2 separate regions of the Homo sapiens genome follow, and region 2 is linked to region 1. A link is an interaction called in ENCODE POLR2A ChIA-PET data of the cell type or tissue named here. Cell type or tissue: IMR-90. All regions are shown on one strand. Each heading gives the region's core, and the rest is flanking DNA. Links, peaks and the distances in the headings are about the cores only. Region 1 has its middle 41 kb from the start of FOXN3-AS2. Region 2 has its middle 35 kb from the start of FOXN3-AS1.

Region 1 (4,393 bases), core at 184-4,183:
TGTGGGTGCTTTGTTAGAAGCGTGTCCAGGTAGAATGGCATCCCAGAGGAGAGAGGAGCAGCATTCCTTCTGGTGCTCTGGAGACGCTTTGTGGCAAAACTGACATGGGGTTGAGTTGAGGAGAGAAACAGAAGATATAATCAAGGGGTCATGCCATGATAAAGAATTTGGATTTTATACTTCTTTATAATTTCCCGGTGATGGGGGCCACTGATGATTTTAAACAGAGAACAGCACAACCATTGTTTTTGGAAGATAAACCTGGAGGATGACCTTATTTAATCTTTTTTTAAAAATCTTTTTAAATTTTTTTTTTTATTTTTGAGATAGAGACTTGCTCTGTCGCCCAGGCTGGAGTGCAGAGGCCCGATCTCGGCTCACTGCAACCTCCGTCTCCCAGGTTCAAGCGATTCTCCTGCCTCAGCCTCCCAAATAGCTGGGATTTCAGGCATGCACCACAATACAATAATTTTTGTATTTTTAGTAGAGACGGGGGTTTCATCATGTTGGTCAGGCTGGTCTTGAACTCCTGACCTCGTGATCCGCCCGCCTCGGCCTCCCAAAGTGCTGGGATTATAGGCGTGAGCCACCGCGCCCGCCGACCTTATTTAATCTTTATAAGCCTCACTTTTCACATCTAGAAGACAGACACAAATAATACCTATTCCTCTTGCTTATGGGTTTCTTTGGGTTGCATTTATCTGTGAAATGCTATTAAAATAGCTAGTGTGTACTCACTACTTTCTAAGCACTTTAATCCTCACAGCAGCTTCACAAAGGTCATTATTGCTATTACTTACATTTTAGAGATGCAGATAGTTACAGAGGCTGAAACCTGACCTAGGGATACACAGCTAGGACTAGTGGCATAGCCAGGATTTGAAACCAGGCCTACCAGATTTTGGAGCCCCCATGTCCATAGCCACCACACAGTGCTGGCAAGGCTTTTCATCTGTGCTTCATTCCTCACCTAAAACATCTTGCCGGTGGCTTTATTTTGCCTCCAGTGACCTTTGCAGAGTGTTGATGTATTGGAAAGACTCAAGATCAGCTCAAACACATGTGCCGTTATTTACAACTATTTAATCTTTGTCTTTAATAATATAGTCTTTTATCATTGAATAGAACCAAGTTTATGGAGTAGAATATACGACTAATTCTTTTGTACTAACTGGGTGTTACAAACGACTTATGTTTCTATGGGCATATACATAAATCTCCCTCCCATTGTTAACAGAAAATCAATTGTGACTCTGACTTCATCCTTTTGGGGAGTTCTTCTGAAGATCCATATTATGAAGAGGTAAAAAGTGAAATTGTAGAGAATATAATGAGATGGATTAGAGCAGGGGAAAGATCTTGAATGGGGTAGGCTTGTTAAGAAGAGTTGCCAAAGAACAGAATAGACAAAGGTAAGGAAGTAGGTTTGGCAAACTCAGCAAGCTCTGCTTGTTGAAAAGACAGTCTGGAAAATATTCTAGAAGTTCACACACAGGCAGTTGCAATCCAAGGACAACTTAACAGCACCTCTTTAGTAAAAAGTTTATTCACTGTATTTTCTCTGTACTAGGTCACTGCTGGGTGAAAAAAAGGCTGCATTATCTGCTAACCATGAATGGGTGTCTTTTAAGTATTACTGCTTGAAGATTCAGGAAGCTCAAGAATAATAATTCAAATAAAATGCTGTTCCATGTCTTGACCTGTGTTCAGTGTGCCAAGAAATAGTACTGAAAAATGCCAGGGTTACACATTTTGTGGCTGGGGAGGAATGTTTTGATCAACCTTCAGCTGCTCATAAAAAATAAATACTGCCGTGTTCTTATATGGACTGTTTCTTGAAGATCTTTTAGAGTAGATTTCCAGCTGAAATTTCACCTTAACTTAAAAAAAAAAAAAGAGGAAAGAAAAGGAAAGCTGTGCGTTATTTAAAACATTAGGCATGTCATGCCAGAGTAAAATAATGGAATCATAAAGAGAAAATGCTCCATTGAGATAAAACAGCTGTCCTTTATAGTCACTGCGTAAGTGTAATTCATCTGCTGTTTGTAGGTTATGCCTTAATGGGAAGGAATATTAAGGGAATGAGAAAAAAAATTCTTCATTAAATGGAAGAGCCTTGCACAAAATATATCTTCAATTGAAGCAGCTGTTTTAGAAGAGCAGATTCTGAGATGTGGGCAGAAATATATCCCCGGAGCTTCTGCTGCCTGGGATGCAGGAAGAATGGCATAAACAGGATGAGTGGAGCAGTGGATAGAACGGGCCTCTTGGCATCAGAGGGAGACTTGGTAGAGGCCACCGCCTAGCGCATCCGTTCTCATACCTTGATGCACGTTGGAATCACCTGGGAAGTTTGAACAAGTCTGATGCCCAATTCCACATCCAGAAATTCTGACTGAATTGGTTTGGGATGTGGCCTGGGCATGGACATTTCTACAGGTTCCCCAGGGGAGTCTTAATATACAGCAAAATTTGAGCACTGGCCTAGAAGGTGACTAATTTCTTTTTCTTCTTGCAGCTAGGGCAGTTTGCCGTAGGGACTTAGGTTGGAAGATTGCATGCACCGGCAGACGTTGGAGCAGAGCCCTGGGTTAAGGCTGGTTAGACAGCTTCCTTTCTTTAAGGGCTAAAAGGTAAAATTCCAATGTTTCTTCGAAAAATGAGTCTTGAAAGTTTTTCCTATCAAAAAGAATACACAGGGCCAGGCATGCTGGCTCATGCCTATAATCCCAGCACTTTGGGAGGCTGAAGTGGGTGGATCACCTGAGGTCAGTTCCAGACCAGCCTGGCCAACATGGTGAAACCCGTCTCTACCAAAAATATAAAAACTAGCTGGGTGTGGTGGTGCGCACCTGTAATCTCAGTTACTTGGGAGGCTGAGGTAGGAGAATTGCTTGAACCCGGGAGGCAGAGGTTGCAGTGAGCCGAGATAGAGCCACTGCACTCCAGCCTGGGTGACAGAGTGAGACGCTGTCTCAAAAAAAAAAAAAAAAAAAAAAAGAATGTATAATTATATTCTATCTGAATTCCATAGTGGGTGGCGGGGGGGAAGCACATCTCTAGTCAGGCAAAATTCCCAGGAAGGGGATGATTAACAAGGTGACACTTACCAAGGCTTCTTGGGGAATGAAAATCTTGACCCTGATTTGCTGCTATAAAAAACAAAGCCAAAAACCAGTCAAGCAAAAAGCAACCAAAGAAAGAAGAACGAAAACAGTAGAGCCACATTCTTGGTTATAGGTCAGATCACCAGAACCCCACATCTCAACTTAAGTGGGAGCTTTTCTCGTTGCTCTTTAGGATTTCCAGGGAAGACCAGGCAGTATGCTGTAACATAAGGAAGAGGAAACATGGCTTTTAGTCAGTACTTTGCTGATAATAAGCTTTCACCTTAAATAACTCACTAACTTTTTTTTTTTTTTTTTTTTTTTTTTTTTTTGAGACAGAGTCTCCCTCTGTCACCCAGGCTGGAGTGCAGTGGTGCGATCTCCGCTCACTGCAAGCTCCGCCTCCCGGGTTCACGCCATTCTCCTGCCTCAGCCTCCCGAGTGGCCGGGCTACAGGCCCCCGCCACCATGCCCGGCTAATTTTCTGTATTTTTAGTAGAGACGAGGTTTCACCCTGTTAGCCAGGATGGTCTGGATCTCCTGACTTCGTGATCCGCCCGCCTGGGTCTCCCAAAGTGCTAGGATTACAGGCGTGAGCCACCGCGCCCAGCCAGAATCTGCATATCTGACAGTGCACCTCCAGGTGAGGATGATGCTGGCCCCTGGATTGCGCTTTTGAGAGGCAGGGCAGTTCATGAGTGTCATCAGCTGGCATTCATGTTTTCTTAGGTCAGCCGGAGGAGAGTGAAAGGGAAAGACGGGATGGAACAAGGGGCCTCATGTGTGGCTTTCCTCCATGCATGACATGAATGAAGCCAAAGCACAGTAATTTTTTAGCTTTGAGTTTATGTGGCCCCAAGCAACTTGGTGTAATCAGTGCCTATTTACATTCTCAACTGCCCTTTTTGTAGATACTAATTTTTATATACTTTTTATTCTCTACATGACCTTTGGGGGAGCCTGAGTATAACAATTTAGTTTTTCTCTATCAATTTCTTCCCATTTTTGTTGAATTCTGGCATGTCAGCCTCCTACCTTTCTCTATTTGTGATTCAGTTTAATGTATCTCTCAGGTCTTTGTTATCTATATGTATAGGTATACCTTTGTTACCTACATGTATAGCTATACCTTTGTTACCAAAATGTATAGCTATACAAATGTCTTTTATCTGGTGCCTACAATAGTGGTTTTTGTTTTGTTTTTAAATCTATGTAAGTGGCACGATTATTCAAAATAATCATCTGGTTGACCTCATTCTCATTTGGTGATCAGTGGAAATGCTGGT
Region 2 (4,393 bases), core at 103-4,102, 82 kb after region 1:
GGGATGGGTTTGAAGACAATTAACAACATGAAGATGGAGTTCATTTTTTCCTTCTGATTATAAGTTATTGTTTAATGTTAAAAAGAACATTAACATTCTAACCAATCAAGAAGTGCTTATCATGGAGACTTTAAACCTGCTATGATAAGCACTTCTATCAGCAACTCAGTTTACCTCGTTCTTTTAAAAGCTGTAGTTTCCATTATGTGAATGGACCAGGATTTAGCTAATGATCCCTCATTCACCAGAACAAGTTTATTCCGGTTTTTCTCTTTTACAAGTGAGGCAGGAGAATGTTTATCCAGTTTTTCTCTGTTACAAATGAATCTGAAATAATCCTTATACATGCATCTTTTTACACAATTGCATATGTCTTTGTCAGCTCAGGCTGCTATAACAAAATGCCATAAACTAGGTGGCTTAAACAATAAACATTTTTTTCTTACTGTTCTGGAAGCTGGCAGGTCCAATACTAAAGTGCTGGCCATTTTGCTTCCTGGCGAGGACTCTCTTTGTTTGCAGACAGCCACAGCCACCCTGGTCTCTCTTCTTTTTTTTTGAGACGGAGTCTCACTCTGTTGCCCAGGCTGGAGTACAGTGGTGCAATCTCGGCTCACTGCAACCTCCGCCTCCTGGATTCAAGCGATTCTCAAACCTCAGCATTTTGAGTAGCTGGGATTACAGGCATGTGCCACCATGCCCGGCTAATTTTTGTATTTTTAGAAGAGACAGGGTTTCGCCATGTTGGCCAGGCTGGTCTCAAACTCCTGACCTCAGGTGATCCTCTTGCCTCGACCTCCCAAAGTGCTGAGGTTGTAGTCATGAGCCACCACACCAGTCCTTCTTCTTCTTCTTCTTAAGAGGGCATTAATTTCATCTTGGGGACCCCACCCTCACGATCTGATTTATAAACCTAATTATCTCCCAGAAGCCCCTCCTCCAAATCATCTCACATTGGGGATTAGGGCTTCAACATCTGAATTTTGGGGGACACAAAACCTCAGTCCATAGCAGTGTATTTCTGTGCAATGAATGCTAACAAGATGAATTGGTGGGTGAAAGCTGATGTGCATTTTAAATTATAATCCACATTGCCAGATATCCTCTAAAAATGATGGGGCCCACCAAAACAAGAGTGCCTATTTCTTCACTTCCTCACTACATTGCATTTTTACCCATCTTTTCAATTTTGTGGTCAAGTATTTTTGTTTTTAAATTTTATGGATACACGATGGTCGTACATATTTATGGGGTACATAGGAAATTTTGAAATAAGCTGCAGCTTTTTTTTTTTTTTTTTTTTGAGACGGAGTCTTGCTGTGTCGCCCAGGCTGGAGTGCAATGGCGTGATCTCGGCTCATTGCAAGCTTTGCCTGCCGGGTTCACACCGTTCTCCTGCTTCAGCCTCCCGAGTAGCTGGGACTACAGGCGCCCGCCACCACGCCCGGTTAATTTTTTTTTTGTATTTTTAGTAGAGACAGGGTTTCACCGTGTTAGCCAGGATGGTCTCAATCTCCTGACCTCATGACCTGCCCGCCTCGGCCTCCCAAAGTGCTGGGATTACAGGCTTGAGCCACCGAGCCTGGCCTGCAGCTAAGTATTTTTAAAGAGACAGCATTATCATTGGGTTCATTTTAAGTTCTTTTTTTAGTTCTTTTTTTTTGAGACGGAGTTTTCCTCTTGTCTCCCAAGCTGGAGTGCAATGGCGCCGTCTCGGCTCGCTGCAACCTCTGCCTCCCAGGTTCAAGTGATTCTCCTGCCTCAGCCTCATGAGTATCTGGGATTACAGGTATGTGCCACAATGCCAGGCTAATTTTTCTATTTTTAATAGGGACGGAGTTTCACCACATTGGCCAGGCTGGTCTGGAACTCCTGACCTCAGATGATCTGCCCATCTCGGCCTTCCAAAGTGCTGGGATTACTGGCGTGAGCTGCCGTGCCCGGCCTTTAAGTTCATTTTTTAAGTGTTTGTTATCTCTTACACCAAAGTACAAGGAGTTTAAGTTGTGGTGGTTATGTTTTAGATAGGCACTTTGAAAGGTTTTGATTTCTGGTTTATATGTTCAGGTTTTTGGAAACCTGAAACTAAAGTCTCGTCCCTTCCTAACATTTTCCTTCATTTCCTTTTGAGGCTGATTTCTTCTCTGGACCCCTGTCCTTAGGCTGTTGGGTGGGTGCATCAGTTTTCTCAGGGCTGCATGAGGGGAAATAGCCAATTTCCTCCCAAGGCCCATCTTACTATGGGCCAGGGCTGGGGAAACTTCTTGAAGGTGGCCTATTTTAAGCTGAGCTCCCATCAAAACGGGCTTTCCCCAGCAGGCTTTAGAGCACGCATTTCCTAACCCAGATGGCCTCGCAGCCTGGACACCTGGCCGGGGAGAATGAGCCTGCACCTCCTGTGTCCACATTAGTGCAGCTCCTGTGATGGTCGATGACGGTCTCAGCTGTGCTCATTCCGGCCCTCCCCAGCGTGCTGGGGAGATGGGGATGGGCTTGGCGAGGGAACCTTCCCACAGCAGCTCCACTCAGGCACCAGTCAAACCAAGGGTGGATACCTTATCTTTCCTTGGAAGGTTTGTTAGGGGATGCCCCTTGATTCAGAACCAAATTAGGAAGATGGTTCAGGGACCTCCTTGTTCTTAGAGTCTGGTCCTTCTGCCCCGTAGGATACACCCTGACTACACACCTTTACATCCTGGGGCACAGGGTCCCTGCTTTCCCCCCAGCCTGTTGTAGGGCATGACCCTGGTATCAGTCATTGACACACTAGTATGAACGTAAGATACTGGTTTTTAGACCCTAGGGAATAGAGGGTAAGGATCGAACTTCAGGTAGGGACTTTTAGGTTGTGGTTCCTTCTTACTCCCTGAACTCACTCAAGGGATGTGGTCCTCTCCTGAGGCTACAGTGAACTCAGGCGGCTGAGATGTTGAGACAGGGTAGGAGGTAGAGGAGCAGTGCCTTCCTCTGGGGTCGGTATGATTCCGGAAACACTGCAGCCCCCCGTTACCAGTGCTGGAGTGACAGCATTCAAAAATGTACTTGGTATCTTCTAAAAGCTTTTAAAATGGAAACCATATAGTATATATACACACAAGACTTCAACAATTTTCAAATGGATAGTGAGCGAATACAGTCGAAGATAAAAAAAGTGAATCTGAGGTGTTACGACTGGCAGGCAGGGGTGATGAAGATTAAACTTGCGGGGCTGTCACCCTCCAGCTACAGTAATTCTCCAGAATGAACACAGAGACACGGTAGCATCCCTGTCATCCTGACCAGTTCTCAAGCTGACATCTGCAAGGTGACAAGTTACTGACACGTAACACGAAGAACTGAAATTATATCAATCTAAAGGCCAGTCTCAGGAAAGCCTTGGTAAATTTTAACTTGGTCCGGAAGCTACATTTCCAGAAATGTTGACCGACGGGCCGTAGGCAGGTAGCCAGCGGTCATTTTTAGAGCTAGAGCCCTGGTTTGAGGAATTAGATTTCCTGACAATCAGGCAGGTTATTCAGAGCATCTTGTTACCAAACTGTCTTTGCCTTACCTTTGTAACCAGTCACATTGGATGTCCCCCAAGGCTGGATTGATGGTAGGGGGCCCGGCTACCATACCTCCTTGGGTGTCATCTGTGTCCTTACATCAGTAGCAAAATGAGAGACAGCTAAGGTATGTCTGATTTGGGGTATTCAGTCAACATTGGCTTTTCTTTCTTCCTTTCCTGTCCCTTGCCGATTAGCTTGAGATTTCTACTTGCAGAATCCTCTCACTTCTCGCTGAGAGACATCTTCGGCTTCACGGTCTGCCCCACAGATTGCAGATGGGGAAACTAAGGCAGTTATTCTTTAAACCAAGGGTAGGAGGATGTTGCCTCTAGGCTATGCAATGGATAGGTGTCCCATGGATACCTAGGAAGGAATTCACCCTGGGGGGCCTTTGTGGCATGCCACATGTCCTAGATTAGTTTAACAGGCAAGTCTTGAAAGTTATTTCCATGCAAGGCACAGGGAGCAAAGGGAGGCCGAGGTGGGCGGATCACCAGATCAGGAGATCGAGACCATCCTGACTAACATGGTGAAACCCCGTCTCTACTAAAAATACAAAAAATTAGCCAGGTGTGGTTGTGGGCACCTGTAGTCCCAGCTACCCGGGAGGCTGAGGCAGGAAAATCACTGGAACCCTGGAGGCGGATGTTACAGTGAGCCGAGATTGTGCCACTGCACTCCAGCCTGGGCGACAGGGCGAGACTCTGTCTAAAAAAAAAAAAAAGGAAAGATGAAGTCGAGAATGTTATTTTTTTCTGAGCTGGAAGGAACTTTAAAGAAGAGCTATTCCTGCCCCTCGTTGGCAGATGAAGACACTTAAGTCCAGGTGTCCATCATGGTGTTTA

Evidence for each region. Peaks named below come from ENCODE experiments on the same cell type or tissue, not always from the same donor. Only the 100,000 strongest peaks of a DNase experiment are listed, where the experiment ranks them.
Region 2: POLR2A ChIA-PET joins it to region 1 with 8 read pairs; 3 of 35 experiments call an interaction of 5 or more read pairs at or near these places.

What each region holds. Positions count from the first base shown.
Region 1 is chr14:89,532,708-89,537,100 of GRCh38, reverse strand. It overlaps a transcript of FOXN3 not described here. Among named protein-coding and RNA genes, the nearest start is that of FOXN3-AS2, 41 kb to the left of the region's middle. In IMR-90, for the core only: no CTCF peak of the experiment used is centred there; a DNase peak (open chromatin) is centred at 1,720.
Region 2 is chr14:89,450,470-89,454,862 of GRCh38, reverse strand. It overlaps a transcript of FOXN3 not described here. Among named protein-coding and RNA genes, the nearest start is that of FOXN3-AS1, 35 kb to the right of the region's middle. RefSeq lists an enhancer at 1,041-1,941. In IMR-90, for the core only: no CTCF peak of the experiment used is centred there; no DNase peak of the experiment used is centred there.